Regions from separate parts of the Homo sapiens genome. Here region 1 is linked to region 2. Evidence: chromatin loops called from intact Hi-C (ENCODE). Cell type or tissue: GM12878. All regions are shown on one strand. Links, peaks and the distances in the headings refer to the core of each region. The heading gives the core; the rest is flanking DNA. Region 1 overlaps DNAJB6 (DnaJ heat shock protein family (Hsp40) member B6). Region 2 overlaps MNX1-AS1 (MNX1 antisense RNA 1 (head to head)).

The links. Peaks named below come from ENCODE experiments on the same cell type or tissue, not always from the same donor. Only the 100,000 strongest peaks of a DNase experiment are listed, where the experiment ranks them.
Region 1: a loop joins it to region 2, with 2.2 times the contacts of the local background. A loop is called at or near these places in 1 of 110 quality-filtered maps.

What each region holds. Positions count from the first base shown.
Region 1 is chr7:157,353,716-157,363,704 of GRCh38, forward strand. DNAJB6 (DnaJ heat shock protein family (Hsp40) member B6) reads left to right here. Exons shown (of 10, transcript NM_058246.4): 2 at 4,832-4,922; 3 at 9,446-9,555. The coding sequence starts at 4,858. Among named protein-coding and RNA genes, the nearest start is that of DNAJB6, 22 kb to the left of the region's middle. RefSeq lists an enhancer at 4,060-4,109. In GM12878, for the core only: no CTCF peak of the experiment used is centred there; a DNase peak (open chromatin) is centred at 4,006; H3K27ac peaks cover 1,205 bases.
Region 2 is chr7:157,011,037-157,021,025 of GRCh38, forward strand. It overlaps MNX1-AS1 (MNX1 antisense RNA 1 (head to head)), which reads left to right. Exons shown (of 2, transcript NR_038835.1): 1 at 1-271; 2 at 4,853-5,388. Among named protein-coding and RNA genes, the nearest start is that of MNX1-AS1, 5.2 kb to the left of the region's middle. RefSeq lists a silencer at 1-38 and enhancers at 5,713-5,822, 5,873-5,962, 5,973-6,052, 6,083-6,132, 6,363-6,522. In GM12878, for the core only: no CTCF peak of the experiment used is centred there; a DNase peak (open chromatin) is centred at 5,585; H3K4me3 peaks cover 1,218 bases; H3K27me3 peaks cover 697 bases.

The DNA of each region.
Region 1 (9,989 bases), core at 635-8,634, 340 kb after region 2:
GCGGTGCAGTCCTGACTCACTGTAGCCTTGACAACCTTCCTGGCTCAAGTGATCCTCCCACCTCAGCCTCCTGAGTAGCTGGGATGACAGACACATGCCACCATGCACAGCTACTTAAATTTTTTTTTTGTTGCACAGAGTTCTCACTGTGTTTCCCAGGCTGATCTTGAACTCCTGGGCTCAAGCAGTCCTCCTGCCTTGGCCTCCCAAAGTGCTGGAATTATAGGAGTGAGCCACTGCGCCTGGCCTGAGTCTGTGATTTTGGATAGCTTTTTAAATTTTCTTGCTTGATCTAGCATTAGCCAGTATAGTAAATTTTTATTTCAATTTAATTCTGAATTGACCTGTACTTTATAGCTGGTTTTGTCCAGGGCAGGACCACAGATTGTATCTGTTGTGATAATAATCTACACATTTATTCATTTTTGTTTGTTTTTTTCGACTTTTTTGAGATGGAGTTTTGTTCTTGTTGCCCAGGCTGGAGTGCAATGGTGCGATCTCGGCTCACCGCAGCCTCCGCTTCCTGGGTTCAAGCGATTCTCCTGCCTCAGCCTCTTGAGTAGCTGGGATTACAGGCATGCGCTACCACGCCCGGCTAATTTTGTATTTTTAGTAGAGACAAGGTTGCTCCATGTTGATCAGGCTGGTCTCGAACTCCCGACCTCAGGTGATCCACCCACCTTGGCCTCCCAAAGTGCTGGGATTACAGGTGTGAGCCGCTGTGCCCAGCTATTCATTTTTAGTTTTAATTTTTTTTTTAAAAAAATTATTTTCATTTTTTTGGAGACAGGTCTCGCTCTCACCCCAAGCTGGAGTGCTGTGGCACGCTTTCGAACTGGTCTCCAACTCCTGGGCTCAAGGAGTCCTCCCACTTTGGTCTCACAAAGTGCCAGGATTACAGGTGTGTGCCACCGTGCCCAGCCAATATCTGCACATTTATAAGCTGACATCTCTGAGAGCACAGGGCAGGATGAAATTAGAGGCTGCTGTAGGTCAGGGTAAGGGATAATGATGCTGGTGAAGATAAAGAACAGTGAATGAATTTCATTTATTTCAGAGGTAGACTCGGCAGAACTTTGTGATTTATTTGTGTCTGTGTGCTGAGTGTAGTGACGTTGGCGAAGGTGAACATTTCACAGGCACCTCGGAGCTCAAGGTAGAATTTACTAGAAAATGACCAGGTATGTAGGAGGTGGGGAGGATTAAGAGTTAAATTTTGGTCGTGTTCTATTTAGGATGTCTGCTGGACATCCAAGTGGCTGTGTCAAGTAGTCATCTGTCTATTTGTGTCTGAAGTGCCCAGGAGAGGCCTGAGCTTGGAGCTTACATCTGGGACTCATTGCTAAGTAAATTATATTTATGTAATGGGAAAGGATGAAAACCCACATGTAGGATGAGAGTTGGCCTTGAGCCTTTAGCGTTCCCGTAGTTTCTTTTATTTATTTATTTATTTATTTTGAGATGGAGTCTCACTGTCGTCCAGGTTGGAGTGCAGTGGCGCGGGCGCGATCTCGGCTCACTGCAGGCTCCGCCTCCCGGGGTTCACGCCGTTCTCCTGCCTCACCATCCCGAGTAGCTGGGACTACAGGCACCCGCCACCTCTCTTGGCTAATTTTTTGTATTTTTAGTAGAGATGGAGTTTCACCGTGTTAGCCAGGATGGTCTTGATCTCCTGACCTCGTGATCTGCCCGCCTCGGCCTCCCAAAGTGGTGGGATTACAGGCGTGAGCCACCGCACCCGGCCAGCATTCCCGTGGTTTCTTCAGCGGGCCAGTGGAGGGGTGAAAGCTGGTGGTGGAAGGCAGATGGAGAGAGAAGTTGGACAAGGAGAGCTGGGAAACGTCTGTGGGTGGTGCTGTGGGTTTTTTACTGACCTTAAATAAGAGCCTCCAGTGGCAGGCAGTGGGGAGCTGCAGCAGGACTGGGGGATGAGTCCAGGCAAGGAAGTGGAGCGGCTAAGGGTAAGCAGTGCAGGAGGAGCGCAGAGGTGAGGGCATCCACTCCAGGGGGTGGCTCTCATACTGCCTTTATGCTTTCCTTGTAGGGTAGCCTTCATTTGGTAAGGAAACTAGCCATTTGATGGAGTGCTGCATGAATACCGAGTGCTGTTAGTGGATGCTGCACGTACATGACAGAGCAGGCTTTCAGTGAGAGTGTTTTTGGTGGTGAAGTAAATCACAGCATTCCCCAGCTGGCCACGCGGCCCTCACCCACACCCACGTTCTCACCTCTGTGCTCACTGCCTCGGGAGGTGTCTTCCTCCCATTCCCACCACCATATGCACAAACACAGGCACACAAGTGCAGATAGAAGATGAGCTGTTTGGACTTGCGAGGGCATGTGTGCTTGGTGTGTGGCACATTGAATGGCCTCTTGCTATATATAGTGCTCAGAGGGGATGATCCAGATGTCTGGCATGGGGAGACTGGTACTGAGATTTCTGCTCTTGTTCTGTTAGTGAGAGTGGATTAGCAGCTTCCCTCTGTTTCTGCTAGGTACTGCCACTGGCATCACTGCCAAAATGCCACCTCAGATCGTTGGCAGCAAACTGGAGCTGGAGTGAAAATAACCTCACGTAGTCACTCAGCCAAGGGAATGAGGGAGACGTGAAGAAACGCTGGCTTTCCTGCTGCTTGTTGCCTGCTCTGTCTTGTGTGCTGTGACTGATGGGCAGGTTTTTAGTTACTGAAAGAAGATTGCGGTGTTCCTACTTACGGGAGTCGACTCCTGTCTTTTCTCTAGAGACTGGTCGGACCTGTGTGGCTTGAATCCTGTATGTTGCCATGTCATTCTAACTACCAGGGAGGAAATCTTTCATAACTAGGGGTTCCTTACCTTGTAACTTATTACATGAAGTCCCTAATATTTTATATTGATTATTTCCAAATGGAGTGGAAAGAACTGTGCAGTGGTATACCCTTAGGCACATTCTCCAATTAATATTTTATCTTTGTTTTATTATGTATCCAGCAAAGCTGATAACGTTAAATTGGAATAATTACAAGAAAATAGGAACAAGTTTTTTTCTAAGTTGTAATTTTAAAAATACTGGGAACAAATCTACTTAAGAAAAAGAACATTTTGATACTCTAAATTCCGTATCTTGTAGTTGGCATATTAAACTTAACACCTAGAATCTTTGCTGTCATGTATTTGAAGATGTACATTTCTTTTCTAAGTTTGATGTTAGTCATTCTGTCGAATTGATAATGTAGTTTATATACATCTAAATAGATCCTGATTTCCATTATAGTTTTTTGTTTTTTTGATGAAAGGACTTCCATAAAAACAAGAGTTTTAGGTCCAGGTTTGGTGGCTCATGCCTGCAGTCCCAGCACTTTGGGAGGCTGAGGTGGGAAGAATCCTTGAGCCCAGGAGTTTGAGACCAAGATCAGCAACAAAGTGAGACCCTGTCTCAATTAAAAAAAAAAACAAAAAACAAAAACCAAGAGTTGAAGTTTCCACAGATGTGTCTTTGTGGCTTTGTGATACTGTTGTCCTTCCTTCCTTCCTTCCTTCCTTCCTTCCTTCCTTCCTTCCTTCCTTCCGTCCTTCCTTCCGTCCTTCCTTCCGTCCTTCCTTCCTTCCTTCCTTCCTTCCTTCCTTCCTCGTTCCGTCGCCCGGGCTGGAGTCCGGTGGCATGGGCTGGAGTCTGGTGGCACGATGTCAGCTCACTGCAGTCTCTGCCTCCTGGGTTCAAGCAATTCTGCTTCAGCCTCCCGAGTAGCTGGGACTACAGGTGTGCACCACGATGCCGGCTAATTTTTGTATTTTTAGTAGAGACAGGATTTCACCATGTTGGCCAGGCTGATCTCGAACTCCTGACCTCAAGTGATCCACCTCCCTCGGCCTCCTAAAGCGCTGGGATTACAGGTGTGAGCCACGCGCCCGGCTGTGCAGATTCTTGATTGTTGTTTTAAAAGAGTAGGTTAGCCAGTCAAATTGAAAGAAGTAAATTGGTTAGGAAACGTCACATCTTAAAGCAGCAGTGTGCGTAGTTCCTCCTTGTGGGACCAGAGGCTACATCCTCCATTAGAGCTGGCAGAAGCAGAATGGGTTTCATTGTACATTTTACTGCCCGGGGAAGTAACAAGGTTGAACCACGTAATCCATAGGGGAACTTAGAGAATGAATCTCTGCTGCTGGTTTTCCACCTTCCATTCGGTAGTGATACTATCTAATTAGTGTGGTCAACAGGGCAATATTGTATTTCTTTGGTAGAGGAATGGATGGGAGCTTGGAACCAGAGGGTAAAGTTAACGCTAACTGCTGTGTAGTCAAAGGTCTTTCTCTCTTGGGAGATGTGTGGGAGGGCTTTTGCTGTTCCCTCGTGTGGGTGACAGAATGGTGGAAGGATGGCTTTCTATTGTTCCCATGTGAAGTTAGTTCAGGGCAGGGACAACGTGTTTGTCCTTGGAGCCCCGTGGTCTTGCCCGATGCCTGGCACAGGAATGCATTGAATGAAAGAGGTAACTGACGTTCCCTGAGCACAGACCGTGTCTAGGAACACATGACAGACTTTGTCAGCTAGTGGTCAAGTGGCACGGAGTCTCTGCCTAGAGTCACCTGTTGTTTAGTTTAGGCTATTATTAGGCTATTTCAGAGCTTTTTTCCCCGTCTCTAGAAGGGTCTTAGGGCATGAATCTGGGAACCAGTTCCCAGACAAGGTCTTGGCCCAGCAGGCTAGTGGTTAGCTCTAGTGGAAGTTCCCTCTGTAGGCCAGTAGGTGCTAAGGTGACACCACCCCTTCCTCCCTCTCCAGACCCATCCCACCACCGTGATTTGCCCATCCCCAGCAGCCTCATCACTGACCACCTGTTTTTACTTGCAGGACCCATTCCAACAATCTCGTAAAACATGGTGGATTACTATGAAGTTCTAGGCGTGCAGAGACATGCCTCACCCGAGGATATTAAAAAGGCGTAAGTAGTTTTATTTCTGTGGTAATGCATTTTCACAGTGGTACATTGGTAATTGAGTAGTATAACTTCTTCTATTGCCTATGAAAATGGCTTTTAATGTAGTATACCAGTCTTTGAATGCCACATAGTTTAATTTGACAGAGCAGTTAACGAGCATTTGCAGTCTAGGCCTGGGCTTTGCTCTTCATTAGTCAGTCACTTGGTTTATATCTGAAGTTGATGATTGTTTCACTGAGGATGTGAGATAATCCCAAACATCTTTTACATTGGACTTTGAAAATGGAGCTGACTTGGCATTCTTGAGTGCCCCTTTGGAAGGCAGGGGCCCAGAGTACATAGCACTCAAATTTTCTTGTTGTGATTGTTGGGCTCCGGCCTATGCCACTGGAGTCCCTTCTGATTCATATGAAAGTTCGAGAACTGCAGCGCTGCCTGTGGTACCTGCATCTGTGTGACCAGGGCCTGGCCATTGTGAGGAGGGCAGTTCAGCCACAGAAGGCTCTCACGGTAACCTTAGTCTGTTTAATTAATGAGGTGTTAACTGTGAATGTAGAGTATACAGCAAAGACGTCATGAAACAGATTGTTAGATTTTAACATAGCTAGAGAGCAGTTAGCCTGGAATAGTTGGAACCAACTTAAAAAAATTGTTAATAAATAATGGAGTGTCTATACTGCTAGACTTAGTGGGTCTGAAGATAGAATTAACTTTTTTGGGGGCCAAATAGTTCATTTTGCTTAATTTTTAAATTTTAATAAAAATACAGAGTCTCAATATGTTGCTCAGGCTGGTCTCAAACTCCTGGGCTCAAGCGATTCTCTTGCCTTGGCCTCCCAGATTGCTGCGGTTATATTTGTGAGCCACTGTGTGTAGCTGAGATAGTTCATTTTAAAATGCTAAATTACGGCCAGGCAAGTGGCTCACACCTCTAATCCTAGCACTTCGAGAGGCCTAGGTGGGAGGGTCACTGGAGCCCAGGGGTTTGAGACCAGCCTGGGCAACAAAATGAGATACTGTCTTGACCAAAAAAAAATAGTTGGGTGTGGTGGCACATGCCTGTAGTCCCAACTGCTCCAGAGGCTGAGGCAGGAGAATTGCTTGAGCCCAGGAGGTTGAGGCTGCAGTGAGCTATGTTCGTGCCACTGTGTTCCAGCTTGGGCAACCAAGCCGAGACCCTGTCTCAAAAAAGCCAAGTCAGGATGGCTGACGTTGCCTGAAGGTTATTTGAAACCTCTGCCGAGGAACCTAGTAGAAGCAGTCTACTGAGGAGAGGTCAGGCAGGCCCTGATGCTGTCACTAGTAGAGTGAGGTTTCCCACACTGTGAGGAAGCCTGTGCTGCACACTTGAGGCTCACACTATTCTTATCAGTAATGTTAACAGCCAGGCATACTTGACAGATTATAAGACGAAGACAGTTGGGAATACCTTACTCCTCTCGAATAAGTTAATGGATGTATTAGTCTGTTTTTACGCTGCTGATAAAGACGTACCTGAGACTGGGAAGAAAAGGAGGTTTAATTTGACTTACAGTTCCACATGGCTGGGGAGGTCTTACAATCATGGAGGAGGGCGAAAGACACTTCTTACATGGCGACAGCAAGAGAATGAGGAAGAAGCAAAAGCGGAAACCCCTTATAAACCCATCAGGTCTTGTGAGGCTTATTATCAGGAGAATAGCACGGGAAAGACTAGTCCCCATGATTCAGTTACCTCCCCCTGGGTCCCTCGCATAACACCTGGGAGTTCTGGGAGTTACAACTCAAGTTGAGATTTGGGTGGGGACATAGCCAGCCCTTATCAATGGATAAGCATAATATGTGTACAGTGCTTTCAGTAATGATGGAAATTACATACCTTTATGATAGAGGTCATTAGAGAGTAGATTGGTTTTAGTTGTTTCTGAGAACATACAGGTTGCTGAGTGTCTCTAGCATGACGTTGAAGTAGGAATTTAGAAAAGGCTGTTACCTTTAAAAGCAGTGAGATTTCCTGCACTCCTGAGTGTACAGTTGTATAAATGCTGACTTTTAAAAATGAGCAGAATGATAGCTATGGGGGCGTGCTGTTAGTCTATCTTGTGTACCCTTGGCTTTGTGTGTTGACAGTTTTTGATTGAAGACTTAAAGGTCTGTGGCTGCCACCTGTTCTGCATCTCTCCTGAGATACCAGACTCTTCCTGGGTTTGAGTCACACACCATGGGCCTTCCTTCCTTGGTGCTGAAGTACTGGTGTGCAGGTCCAACAGATCTGAAGGTCAACATTCAAAGTCATTTGGCACTGTTTACACTTGCATATCGTGTTGTATTACACCTTGATTTTTAAATATTTTAGTAGTGTATGACTGGGGCATACACAGTTGAATCTTGTCCTGCATTCTCATCCATTGCCAAGTTTTCATATGAACACTAGATGATAGGTAGTACTGCACACTAATCATTTTTTCTCTTTTGTCTTTTGTATGGTCTGTTATTTTTGACTGAGGATTTCTGGCACATTTAGGGTTATTTGATCCACTGCTACACGTTTTTTTTTTTTTTTGAGACGGTGTCTCGCTATGTCACCCAGGCTGGAGTTCAATGGCGTGATCTCGGCTCACTGCAACCTCTGCCTCCCAGGTTCAGGCGATTCTCCTGCCTTAGCCTCCCGAGTAGGTGGAACTGCAGGCGCCTGCCATGATGCCCAGCTAATTTTTATATTTTTAATAGAGACGGGGTTTCACCATGTTGGCCAGGATGGTCTCGATCTCTTGACCTCGTGATCTGCCTGCCTCAGCCTCCCAAAGTGCTGAGATTACAGGCATGAGCCACTGCGCCCGGCTGCTACATGTTTGTTTAGGTCCACAGTGACATAAATTACTGTTAAGTATTCTGGACTCCAGCTTTAATCAGATTTTAGTATGGTTAAGCCAAGGTTTTGTTGAACATGTTGTAAGTTAAATTGAGCCACAACAGCTTTACAGTAATAACTTGCCTAGTGTTAAAAGCACTGTCAGATTAGTATACTAGTCTGAAATTTTGAGGGGTATGCTGCTTCTCTTTTTTAACGTTACCCTCCTTTTGAATATATGCTGCTTAGGTTTTGCTAATTAGACTAGAGGATTTTTTTGTATTCATTCATTCATTCATTCATTCATTCATGCATTCATGTTGAGCCGGAGGCTCGCTCTGTCACCTAGCCTGGAGTTCAGTGGCACGATGTTGGCTCACTGCAACCTCTTTCTCCTGGGTTCAAGCAATTCTTCTGTCTCAGCCTCCTGAGTAGCTGGGATTACAGGTGCGTGCCTTCATGTCCGGCTTTTTGTATTTTTAGTAGAGATGGGGTTTTGCCATGTTGGCCAGGTTGGTCTCGAACTCCTGACCTCAGGTGATCCACCCACCTCGGCCTGCCAGAGTGCTGGGATTACAGGTGTGAGCCGCTGCACCCGGCCTTTTTTTTTGTATTTAAATAGCGTGCAATTATTTGGTCAGTTGGAACTCTGCAACAGAATATGACCTTGGTCATAGAATCTTTGTAGAAGTCAGTGTTTTAACTCTGTTTAGATCTTGAATCTGGCACAGAGGGTGTTTGAAAGATTCTGAGATCCTGGCCTGTTGGGTGGCAGGTGATTCACCTTTGGCACACAGATGAGCTAGGTAGTGGGGCTGGCTGAGGAAGTAGGGTCCTGGGAATCAGAACATGGAAGGATATGAATGGTGATGTTGGATCTTGCTGCTCAGTGACCCAGGCCTTTTTTTCCCTTTTTAAAAATTTTTTGAGACGGAGTTTCGCTCTTGTTGCCCAGGCTGGAGTGCAATGGTGCGATCTCGGCTCACCACAACCTCTGCCTCCCAGGTTCCAGTGATTCTCCTGCCGCAGCCTCCTGAGTAGCTGGGATTACAGTCAAGTACCACAATGCCCGGCTAATTTTGTATTTTTAGTAGCGTTGGGGTTTCTCCATGTTGGCCAGGCTGGTCTCGAACTTCTGACCTCAGGTGATCTGCCCACCTCCCAAAGTGCTGGGATTACAGGCATGAGCCACCACGCCTGGCCTTTCTCCTTTACTTCACATACTTGCTCAGTCTTGTCACTGTCAGTCCACGTTGTGGACACTGTGATCTTTATTTTTCTATCTCTAGAGGTTCGTTTGTATTATGCTATCAGGATTTTTATTCTAAAACTTACTTTAATGAGTATTTTTACAATTTTAATTTTGAGACAGTCTTGTTCTGTCGCCCAGGCTGGACTGCAGTGGTGTGATCATAGCTCACTGTAGCCTTGAACTCCTGGCCTCAAGCAGTTGTCACGCCTCAGCCTCTGGAGTAGCTGGGTCTATCTGTGGCTGCACGCCACTACGCCTGGCTATCTGGATTTTAGAACTTTGTGTATTTCATTGTAGAGGAAAGGGAGGTTTTACAGTTAAAACCAGTATTCATCTCACCAGTTGGCAGCTCTGAAGCCATTCTCGTGGTTAATGATGTTAGTTTCAAAAGCATAGTTGATTTCTGGATTTAGAATGTGATCTATATCCTTTATTCTTTCCAAGATATCGGAAACTGGCACTGAAGTGGCATCCAGATAAAAATCCTGAGAATAAAGAAGAAGCAGAGAGAAAATTCAAGCAAGTAGCGGAGGCATATGAAGTGCTGTCGGATGGTGAGTGACAGCGAGCTGCTGAAGGACCCTGAGCGGGCATGCCGGAATGCGGAGTGGGTGTTGGGATCCTCCTCAGGGTAGCACAGTATGGACTCAAGTGACTTGTTTTTGATGCCTACTGGATTTTGGGCCCTTCTAAGAGATTTTTACTTTTCTCGTGAAGATTTGAATTGATTTAGGTAACCACGAGTGCTGGGGAGCTCCAGGGCTTCTAGTAGTTTCTCCTAGGATGGCTGTTTTAAAAGCGGGACTAGACATCCTGGGTTTGAGGAACCTGGGAGAGAGGAGGTTGCGGGACTCAGGTCACTGTGCATGTGGCGTGCTTGCCCCCGTTGTGTGTGATCATTCTGACCTTGCTCACCCCCACTGGCTTAAACAATACCATTCCAGTGGAGTCAGCTTTACTGCTTGAGAGGATGTCATTAGTTCCCAAA
Region 2 (9,989 bases), core at 676-8,675:
CCAGCTGCGCGCGTCCTCTCCGGCCTCCTTGTCGGCGCTGGAGTGGGTCCACGTCTGCCTTGCGGAGCGCGGTGGTTCCACGCTCCTGAGCGCCCACGCTGCGCAGACCTGGCCGCTCTGCGAGGCGACGGCAGCGCACTGAAGACCGTGGTGTTTCCCAAGCCCTCCCTGCTCTCGGGCCTCCAGGGCGCAGCAGGGGAGGGTTTTGTCCCCGTGGCCAAAGCTCTGCAGGTCGAACCTTATCTGCTATGGGAAGGCCCCGCATTTTCAGGTGTGTGTGCGGGGGTGTGGGGGTGTAAACGCGCATGTGAGTGTGAGTTTGGCCTCCACGAATCCTCTCTGGGAGCCCCTGCCCCAGTCAAGGCGGAGACGGTAGATCTGGGCGCTCTGGCCTGCAGAACCCAAGTCGGCTTGCAGACGTCGCCCACGTGCCTGCTCAGTGGAGCGGGTCCTCGGTGACAAGGCTCTTCCTCGCTGCCGAGGGATGCCCATGGGCTTGCGGGAGTCAAGGCCCACACACCTCGGCCCTGAAAAACCCGTGGGGCCCGGCATCCTTCGGAAGCCCTGCCGCTGCGACCCCCGGCCAGTCCCCGGGCAGGAGCGGGGAAAGGCTATGTCTCTCGTGCTGCCGGGGCCTCCTGGGAAGTGGAGAGGAAAGGGCTTCCCGTGAGTGAGCGAGGCACGGAGTGAGCATCCAGGTCTCACCCCTCCCCCACACGCACACTTCAAATATTTACAGTAAAACCACTTCCAAGGGCGTTTTTGAAGCTGAAAGAATCCACACAGGGGTCGGGAAGTCAAGCGGCATCAACACCAGGCTTTGTCAATAGCGCCATTAGACCCAGTTATCTTCCCCAGCAAGCGTGAGAACTGGGAGGGAGTTCCAGGTTCCAGGGCTTGCTATGCAGGTGAGAGGTGAATAAAGGACCGGAAGGGGCTGTGGAGAGGGGAGAGAGCCAAAGAGAAACTCAGTGCCAGGTAAACTTCAAAATTAGCACGCCAGGTTGCTACAAGAGGGATTTTTAAAAAGGCAAATATAGAGACCTTGCCACTTCTCCTCAAAAGGCTTTTGACCTAGGCGAGAGTTGATGACAGTGACTCTGTTGCCATGAGTGGTATCGTTTTCATTATAACACAGGGTAGTTCCCAGATGCACAGGACTGGTTGGAAGGTTAGGAGGATGGCAATGGATGAGTAACTGCAACTTGGAGTAAATGTGATCTGGCTTTGCAGAGCCGACCACTGGTAAAAAGAAATCCCAGGCATTCACATGGAGTTTGTCGTGCCTTTAGATGTCTTTGTGGTGACACAAATGCAGTTCTACCTCTCACTGGAGAGAGGGAAACACGCGCATTTCTTGAACACCTACTATGTGCTATGAGCTTTCTGCAATTCTCATCCGTAATCTTCACTATGACACTAGAAGGAAGATTTTTATCATCTCCGTATCTCCATTTTCTTTTCTTTCTTTTTTTTTTTTGTATTTTTGGTAGAGACGGGGTTTCACCGTGTTAGCGAGGATGGTCTTGATCGCCTGACCTCCTGATCCGCGCGCCTCGGCCTCCCAAAGTGCTGGGATTACAGGAGTCAGCCACCGCGCCAGGCGCCCCCCACTTTTTTTTTTTTTTTTTGAGATGGAGTTTTGTTCTTGTTGCCCGGGCTGGAGTGCAATGCCATGATCATGGCTCACTGCAACCTCCATCTCCCAGGTTCAAGCGATTCTTCTGCCTCAGCCTCCCCAATAGCTGAGATTACAGGCATGTGCCACCAGGCCAGGCTAATTTTTGTGTTTTTAGTAGAGATGGGGTTTCACCATGTTGGTCAGGCTGGTCTCGAACTCCCGACCTCAGGTGATCCACCCACTTCAGCCTCCCAAAGTGCTGGGATTACAGGCATGAGCGACCGTGCCCGGGCTATCATCTCCATTTTCTAGAGTACAAGTTCAGAGAGTTTGGGATCCTTGTTCCCAGCAGACAGTTTGGCCTTAGAGCTGGGAGTGGGACCAGGTCTGATTGCAGAGGCCACACTGTTCCCACCCTGCTGCCCTCAAAGCTTTCAGGTACACCTAGCCCTGAGTCCCCATCCCATCTGTTTCTTTTTGGGGAGGGAAGGATTGTAAAGGAGACCAGAGATTCTTAGCCACCTGTCCCAGGCAGGAAGCCCTAGCTGTGACTCTGCCTCCCCAGGGTAGAGAACACAGCCTTGGCCTCCTCCTCCAGGGGTTTGGCACCAAGGCTGACTTGCCTTTCTCTTCTCATCACCCCCATCTGCTGGGGGCAGATTGCTTGGTCCTGAGGTCAATGATTTAGGGAGCTGGGGGAAGGGAGTGGCTGCAGAAGAAATCTCCCAGGATGGACCTTGGAGAAGATGCTGTTCCTCTCTCCAACCAAAAATACACACTGCCAGGGTGATTTTAGTTGGTGATGGGGTGTGTAGTCTAGACTCATGACATCAGCCATCTCCTTCAACAAAATCACAGTGGGTGTTTTCTGGCTTTTTTTTTTAACTCCTAGAGGAATTAATTTCACCCCTTTTTGTTCTGTAATAACCATGGTCCAAAACCCCTTCACACCCTGTCTCATGTTTCTATTCTGCCTGAGACCTGCTGAGGACACCTCCCTGAAAACACAGACAGGACAACACGTGTGCAGGTCCTTCAGGTGTCTGTACCACCTGTGGGGCTGTGCAAGGCTGTCCGAGGAGGCCTAGCCTAGCAGCCCTGCGTCCTGTCCGGACCGCCCCTCTGGCTGAGGTGCCATTTCAGGAATCTGAAGCTCCTTATCTCGATGGATTTGTTTCTTTGTCTACAGAAGCAGGGGTTGGACCAAATGGACTCTAAGGAGCTATAGGGCCTTAAAATGATCAGATGTTCTGCTTATATTTAAGAATATGTTAATATAAAAAGGAGGTTCTCTGTAAAGCTGCATGGAGAGAGGCAGGTGTGGGGGAGAGAGGGAGCTATCTGGGAAGTGTGGATCTTTGTGTGGTTTACAATGTGTGAGGCGGAGCCTGCTGGGTCTCTTCCTGTTCCCAGTATCTGTATTGATCCAGCCCAGCTGGCTTTGGGGCAGTCTGGAGCTGGGCTTGGGTCTTGGGAAGGGCCACAAAGAGAGATCAAAGGTCTGATCCTAGTAGTGCTACCAAACCTGAGTCTCCAGGTGAGTTTTCTCTCCAGCGGCCCCAGGGGCAGAACTCAGCCCTGGAGAGTTCTCCCTGGAGCTCTTGGTTTCTCAAGACAGGCAGAGAGGGCCTGGTGCACCCTAATCAGCTGGCCCCCACCACAGCTCCTCCCTGCCCAGCGCGGGAGCCTGCTTTCTACAGGCCTCCTGTTAAGGAACTGAAGAGTGCCTGCAGCTGCCCTTCCTTCCACTACTTGGGAAGGAGATGGTGATTTCTACAAACCATCACAAAAGAAAACGCCGTTGTAGTCTGTGTCTGTTTACATCTGGACTTACACACACAACTGGGAACCCGTGAGGACTGGGGAAAAAACCTGTACATTCACATATTCACAAGATGCGAGGCAGGTATCATGCATTTATTTATCATTTAGATATTGCTTTTTTTCCATGTGAAATGGAGCAGTTGCCTGGAAGGGCACTGGGTGGCTGAAGCAGGGGGCAGATCTTGCATTTCCAAAACTGAAGCCCAGGGCCAACAGAGAGGACTTGGCTGCAGAGGGGCCCAGGCACATTAGTCCTGTCCTGCTGAAGCCATGTGGTCTTCGGGGACTCATGCAGTTCCGTTTCAATGTAAACTGTCAAGGCTTTCTTCAGGAAACAGGCATGAAGATGCTGTGTAACTGGCCGGAGGGACCTAAGCACGAGTTTGAGATGGGACTTGCCCCTGGCACAGGAAGTAGCTTAGTTAGGCTGGAGTGGGAGCCCAGAGGGTCAGAGCAGGAACTGCTGGGAGATGCTCCGACCTCCTTCCTGGAGCTCAGAGGGAAGGAGAATCTGTGGAGAGGGCCTAGGCTCACCGGAGCTGGGGACATCTGCTCAGGTCCCCCCACCAACCCCAGCCCCTTCAGAGCAATGGGGGCCAAAGGCATCAAGTCATTCATGCTGTCCTTTGATCTGCTGACCTCCTCTATGGCCCCTGGGAGCTGGGCCTTAAAGGAGTCTGGAAAGGGTAGGCTCAGGATTAGCAACCCAAAGACCTGCAGCTCAAACCCTCAAACCGAGGCGGGGCCTGAGGTGGGCCCAGGTCTGCTGTGTGCTCCGCTCTATGGGTTTTCTCCCTCAGCCCCTCCTCCTCAGCCTCTCCCTGCAACCTGGATTTCCTGTTGCCATTTTAGAGGGCACCCTCACCCCGACTCCTCTCGCATGGCCAGCACCACCCAGGCTGCACTGGCAATGTGAGCCCCCCAGAACACCCCAAGTCACTGGCTTGACCCTCTCCTCTGAGCCCAGCCCTGGCTGCAAACAACCAGCCCCTACCAGGGGGGCTTGGCGAGAAGTTAGGGAGATGCCACAGGATTTAAATTAGTCAAATTCAGTGACCCAGGGGCCTTCTATTTTTGGAAATTTCCTCCAGAGACAAAAATCTCTGCTTCCTTCCAGACCTTGGGCAGCCTCCCAGCTTCCCTGGACCCTGAAGGGAAGGGACAGGCCTGGCCACCCTGGGCTCAGCTTCTGGCCCAGGTCTCCTTCTGACACAAGGTGAAATCCTTTCCAGCCTCTTCGAAGCTTCTTGTGTCATAAAGAGAAACAAACCTTGGGAGGGAAGAGAGGCTCCTTTGAGCCCCTTTCATTGTTTTGGGGGAATAACAACCCTCCACAGAAATGAAAGCCTTCTCTGGAGTCTTTTTCTCTTTGCTACAAACATTTTATTTTGTTTTATTTTATTCCAGATTCACGCAGGGCCCTCTGCAGACTGTTGGCAGAAAAAAGGTAGCCACCAAACACATGCATAAGCTGGACTTTTCCCAGAATGCTGCAGCAGAACTACCCTCCAGATAGACACTAGCCTGCGGGCCACAGTGCTACGTGAGTCTTGCAAAGAGGAGATCTTTATGGCGAGGCTGAGAGCACTGCCTGCATGCTTTACCAGAGCCCAGCCTCCAGCCTCCACGGAAAATGTGTTTTGGAATCAACACTCTTTGCAAAGGCTCCACACTGCTTTCTGGTAGCATTGGCCTGGGCGCCCAGGCACTCCTTTAGAACCCACCTGTTCCCCCCACCCACCCTAGTGGGAGGAGGAGAGGGTTACACTGACAGATACCGGCAGCTCTGCAACCCGGGAACAACGCAGACAACATACAACTCGACAGAGTCACAGAAGGTGGCGTCCATCGCGCCTGGATGGTGACTACTGCCCTGCGGGCTGCTGGGTGGGTGAAACACACAGGGAAGAAGCACAAATACACACACAGATGTGGCTCAGGGACATTTGAATGCTTCAGTGTGTGAATTTTTTAGCGCATTCTGACTCGAAATTATGGCTGAATAGTGGCGCACTAATGTCCAAGTCCATGTTCGATAATGGCAGGAAGTCTGCACTAATTGGTCTATTTAGTAGTTGCTGAGGTGGCAAAAGCTGCAGCTGCTGGTGGCTGAAAGAGAGAGAGAGAGAGAGAGACCTCCTCTTAGGCCACTTCCCAGAGCTGTGGCAGTGGGGGAGGGGGAATTCCCCAGGATGGTGTTTGTGGTCAAGTTCACCTCTGGCAACCCTGCCTAAGCTCTTCTCACAGGTGCACGCATTCAAGTCCTGAAGAGCCCTCCCCGCCCCCAACAGTGTTCATGTCCCGGGCTGGGGGCCCGCCTGGGAGGGGCTCTATATGCCGGTGGGACCTGGCTGCTTTGCCTCGCATTCTCCCCACTCTTCCCCTTCCCAGGGCAGCTTTTCTCCCCGCACCCCATCTCTCTCCCCTTTGCTTTCTAACTGGGTTGGGAAGCTAATCTGCCAAGAGCCCGCTGCTTAGCCGGTGCGGTGGCATGTGCCTGTGGTCCCAGCTACTTGGGAGGCTGGAACAGGAGAATCGCCTGAGCCCAGGGGTAGAGGTGAGGCTGCAGTGAGCTAGGATTGCACCATGGCGCTCCAGCCTGGGCCACAGAGCAAGACTGTCTGAAAAAAAGAACCTGCTGCCCACCTCACCATTTGAACTGGGAATATTTTACCAGAGAGAATGTGGACATGGAGAAGCCACCGTCACACACAGAGTAAGGGTGTGTGGGGTGGGGGCAGATTTAAGATGGACTCTGGACAGTTCCCGAGCCACTAGAGTGCCCATCCCTGCCAGGAGGCCCCAGATGCTCAGGGGTTTCAGCGGCCTTCTGCAGCCTCAGCCAGTGCTTACACCACACCTGGGAGCAGCATGGGCCGCCCTCTGCCTCACCGAGGGGCAAACCGGCTGAGGACCCAGGCACGAAGAGTGTCACCAGCTCTGACCACAAGCCCCGTAGACCAGGGCTGCGTCCATAATCGGGGTTGATGGCATTAGTTATTATATTATAACCTCCTTGTTGCGTGATTCTAGTAATTTATTTTCCCACTTGGCCTTTGACTGGGCTGGGCTCCTCCCAGTGGAACAACAGGGGGTGTCGTGTTTGCAGCAGAAACGCACACTGGGATCCTTTCTTGCAACAGCTGGGCCGGCTGGGTCTTTTCTCTTGTCTTCTGTACACAGGCCCCTCTCCGCTGTTTCTGCAGAGACCGAGGTGGGAGGGAGAAAGACCCTCCAGCCCTCTGCTCCCACCCTCCCCGCAGTCTCCGGGGCCCTGTGCTGCAGGCAAGATAATTTGGCTAATGAACTCGTTAAAGGGCCCCTGGTGACCCGCCCCGGCTTCCCCTCGGCCCATCTGGGAAATTCCATTGAAAGGCTGGAGAAGGTTCCTCAGCCCCGCCGCCTTCTGTCGCTGCTAGAGGCGCGAACCCGGTGACTCTGGGCCCCTTACATTAAAATAATTACCCGGCGGAACAGGTGGCCCACTCCCGGCGCCTGGGTGCATCTGGGCCCCCGGAGCCGCAGCCCGGGAGGAGGGGAGCGGCACGCCCAGGGGAGGGAAGGTCAGGCCCGCTGAGCCGGGAGCCGGGAGGGTAGAGAGGGGCTTTCCTAGGGACAGACGGTCCCGGGGCACCCAGGCCTCCGCGGCCGAGCGGGCTGAGGCCTAAGCAGGGAGGCCGTCGCCTTCAGGCACAGGTAAGCGCAGCCCGCGCACCGCTTGGGACGCACCTGGCCACCTGCGCTGCCACCCAAGCTTGGGGTATGCGGGTGCCCGAGCAGAACCCCGAACTCGCACCGGGCTCCGAGGTTGGAGCAACTCCTAACACTGGGCTCGGAGCTAGGGGCTTGCTGGAGGGGCGCTTGCCGCGCCGGCCCTCGGGGCTCACAGCCGGGCACGCCGGACTGCGGCGAGCGCGTGGGCGAGCGTGTCAGGAGCGTGCGCCCTGGGTGCGCGCGTGCGAGAGCGCACGTGTAGGGTGGCTTCCAGTCCTCCCTTCCCGCCTGAGAAGCGTCCACGCGGAGTTCCAGGCCGGGCGCTGGGGAAGGAGGTCCCGGGGACGCTGCTGAAAAGAGAGCGGCCAGCCCAGGCGCGGGGCCAAGCCTATTGCCAAAAACATATTACCCTGCGACATTCTGTAAATGAGATAATGATCCATAAACCCGGATGATAGATGTGGCGTGCCTGCGATGTCTTCTCTAAATGAGCTGCTCGCATCGACTGCTAATAATGGTGAGTTTATGGAAGCGATTTCAGCGCAAACTGCGAGAGGGTCTTCTTACTCTAATCAGCCTGCCTGAGCTAATGGACGAGGGGGTCAGGCTGAGAGTTATTGACACGCCCGTGCCCTTAACCTGTTTCCCAATAAAGCTGATTAGTTTTTGTCAATTCATCAGCTAACCACTCTTGCTGGAACTGCATCAAAGCCTTATTTGCTCAGGGGAAATCAACAAGTCACAGATCAGCTCCATTAAGGGGCCCGGCCCGGCAAGGACAGTCCTGGAGCCGAGGGACGCCCCGACGGACCTCGGGCCTCCCCCGAGGTTCGCAGAGGGGCTGACAGCGTGGCCCCCCTTAACTCCGAGCACCACGACCCGGATGCACATAACTGTGTCCGGAAACTTCTCTTTCTCTGCAGGTGGAGCAGCGCCTGTGCGGCTCCGCGCTATGGCTCCAAGGCTCCGGCCCTGGCGTCTGGGCTCGGTCGGGGACAGTTTCCACGCGAGGCGGAGCCTAGCTGGAGGTCACAGGGCGGTGGAGAGCGAGGGCATGAGGGAGGGAGCTGGGAACCGCGCAGTGTCCGCGGCCACGAATCTCTCCTACGCGTCCCCATGAGGCGACCTAAGGGGAAGAGTGCAGGACCCTAGGACCCCCCCACCCCGGGCAGCGCGGGCCTGAGCTTGGGGGACAGGCAGAAGGGGATCAAACCCGCACCCAGCGCAGACTCCTACTTGCTCAGTGACTTCGCAAGCTCGTGGGAGGGAGCTGGGCGCGCCCGAGGGCACCTGGGCTGAGGTTCCAGTAGCTGGCTCTACCTGCGCTTCAGGTGAGCGGCTGCAGGAAGGGCCCTCCCAGGTATCCCTCGGCTCCCGCTGGCAGGAGTGAGCCCATCGGCCGCCGCCGGCGGAGGTGACCCCAACGCCCTGGCTCAGGGGCGGGGAAGGAAAATGTGCGTTGTCCCTTTAAGCCCCCGGCCACTGCCACCTCCCGGCCCCATCCCCCTTCAATTTAATTTCATTAAAACAGAGCATGAATATTTCTATTAAACCTAAAATGAAATATGAAGCCATTTAGACTCTGCCTGCACCAATCACCCAGATTTATGACTTTTATTCATCACATCAAGAGCTTGGAAAAATGAATTTTCTTCACCCAGGAAGGAAATAAAACCTCAGGCTTGGTCATTTCCAGAAAGCTGTTAATTTGACCATGTGGTAATTACTTTCACAATTAACTAAAATACAAATCAACTTGACAAATTGGGCTAGTTTATATATTAATTAGCCCCCTTAAATTTATTCATTATGAAAAGACAATTTAAGGGGACCTGCGGTGTCTGTTTTATTGCAATAAATTATTGTTAGGAAATGGGTCTAATAAAATATCTTAATATTTAAGGATATTGTATACGCGGGGGGTATGCTTTATTGACAATTTCATTTTCCAATTAGTAATTTTGTTGTAATATATCTGCGAACCGGGGACTCCCGGGCAGGGAGGCAGGATTCTCCCGGCTGGGGCGGTCTGAGTAGCTGGGTCTGAGCCTCGGGCTGAGAAGAGTAAATTCTGCAGAAAGGGCCGCGTCCGATCGGCGCAAACGTTCGGTTCGTAGCAGGAGCTTCTCCAGGCGGCCACCGAACCCAGGTCCAGGACTCGGCACTCCTGGAGCCCTCCTCCCCACGCAGACCGCGGGGGCTGATTTAATAGAATGTCGATAGAATCATTCGATGCCTTTTAGCTTGTGATCTTTATAAATGTCCCTCTATTAAATTAGAAAATGATTCTCTTCTCGTTTAATTGTATTCTTTCGTTTCTTATTTCCAATTAATTAGTCCTATCGACGTTGCAATATTTTAAGTGACTTGAGTCCGTTTCCAGTTAGAATATATGGGTCAGCACATGCAATTTTATACCCGACAGGACTATATAATGTGGGTTTTAACTACTCGTTCCTCATCTGTCTTAAACATCTGGCCAGGATGCGCCACCCGGCCTCCTCGCAGATCCTTCCTGGGGCAGGTGGGCACCACGCGGGACCCTCCCGGGGGCTCCCGCAGGCGCCTCTTGCTGCCCGGGGCCAAGGGTCGGGCAGCCCATAGCGTCCGGCCTGGGCCTTTACTTGGAATTCTTTCTGTTGAAGACTTGGTCCCAGCCCAGTGGTTCTGGGATAAGAAGACCCCGCAGAGGGGCCCAGCGCCGCGTTCCTACGAGACACCTGAGCTGCACTGTGTTTCCACGGGCTAGGAGAGCGGTGACTCCCCAGCCTCCCCGTAGGCCTCGCTCGCACCGCAGAGGGATGGCTGGCCCGTGCCGCTCCGCGGTTCC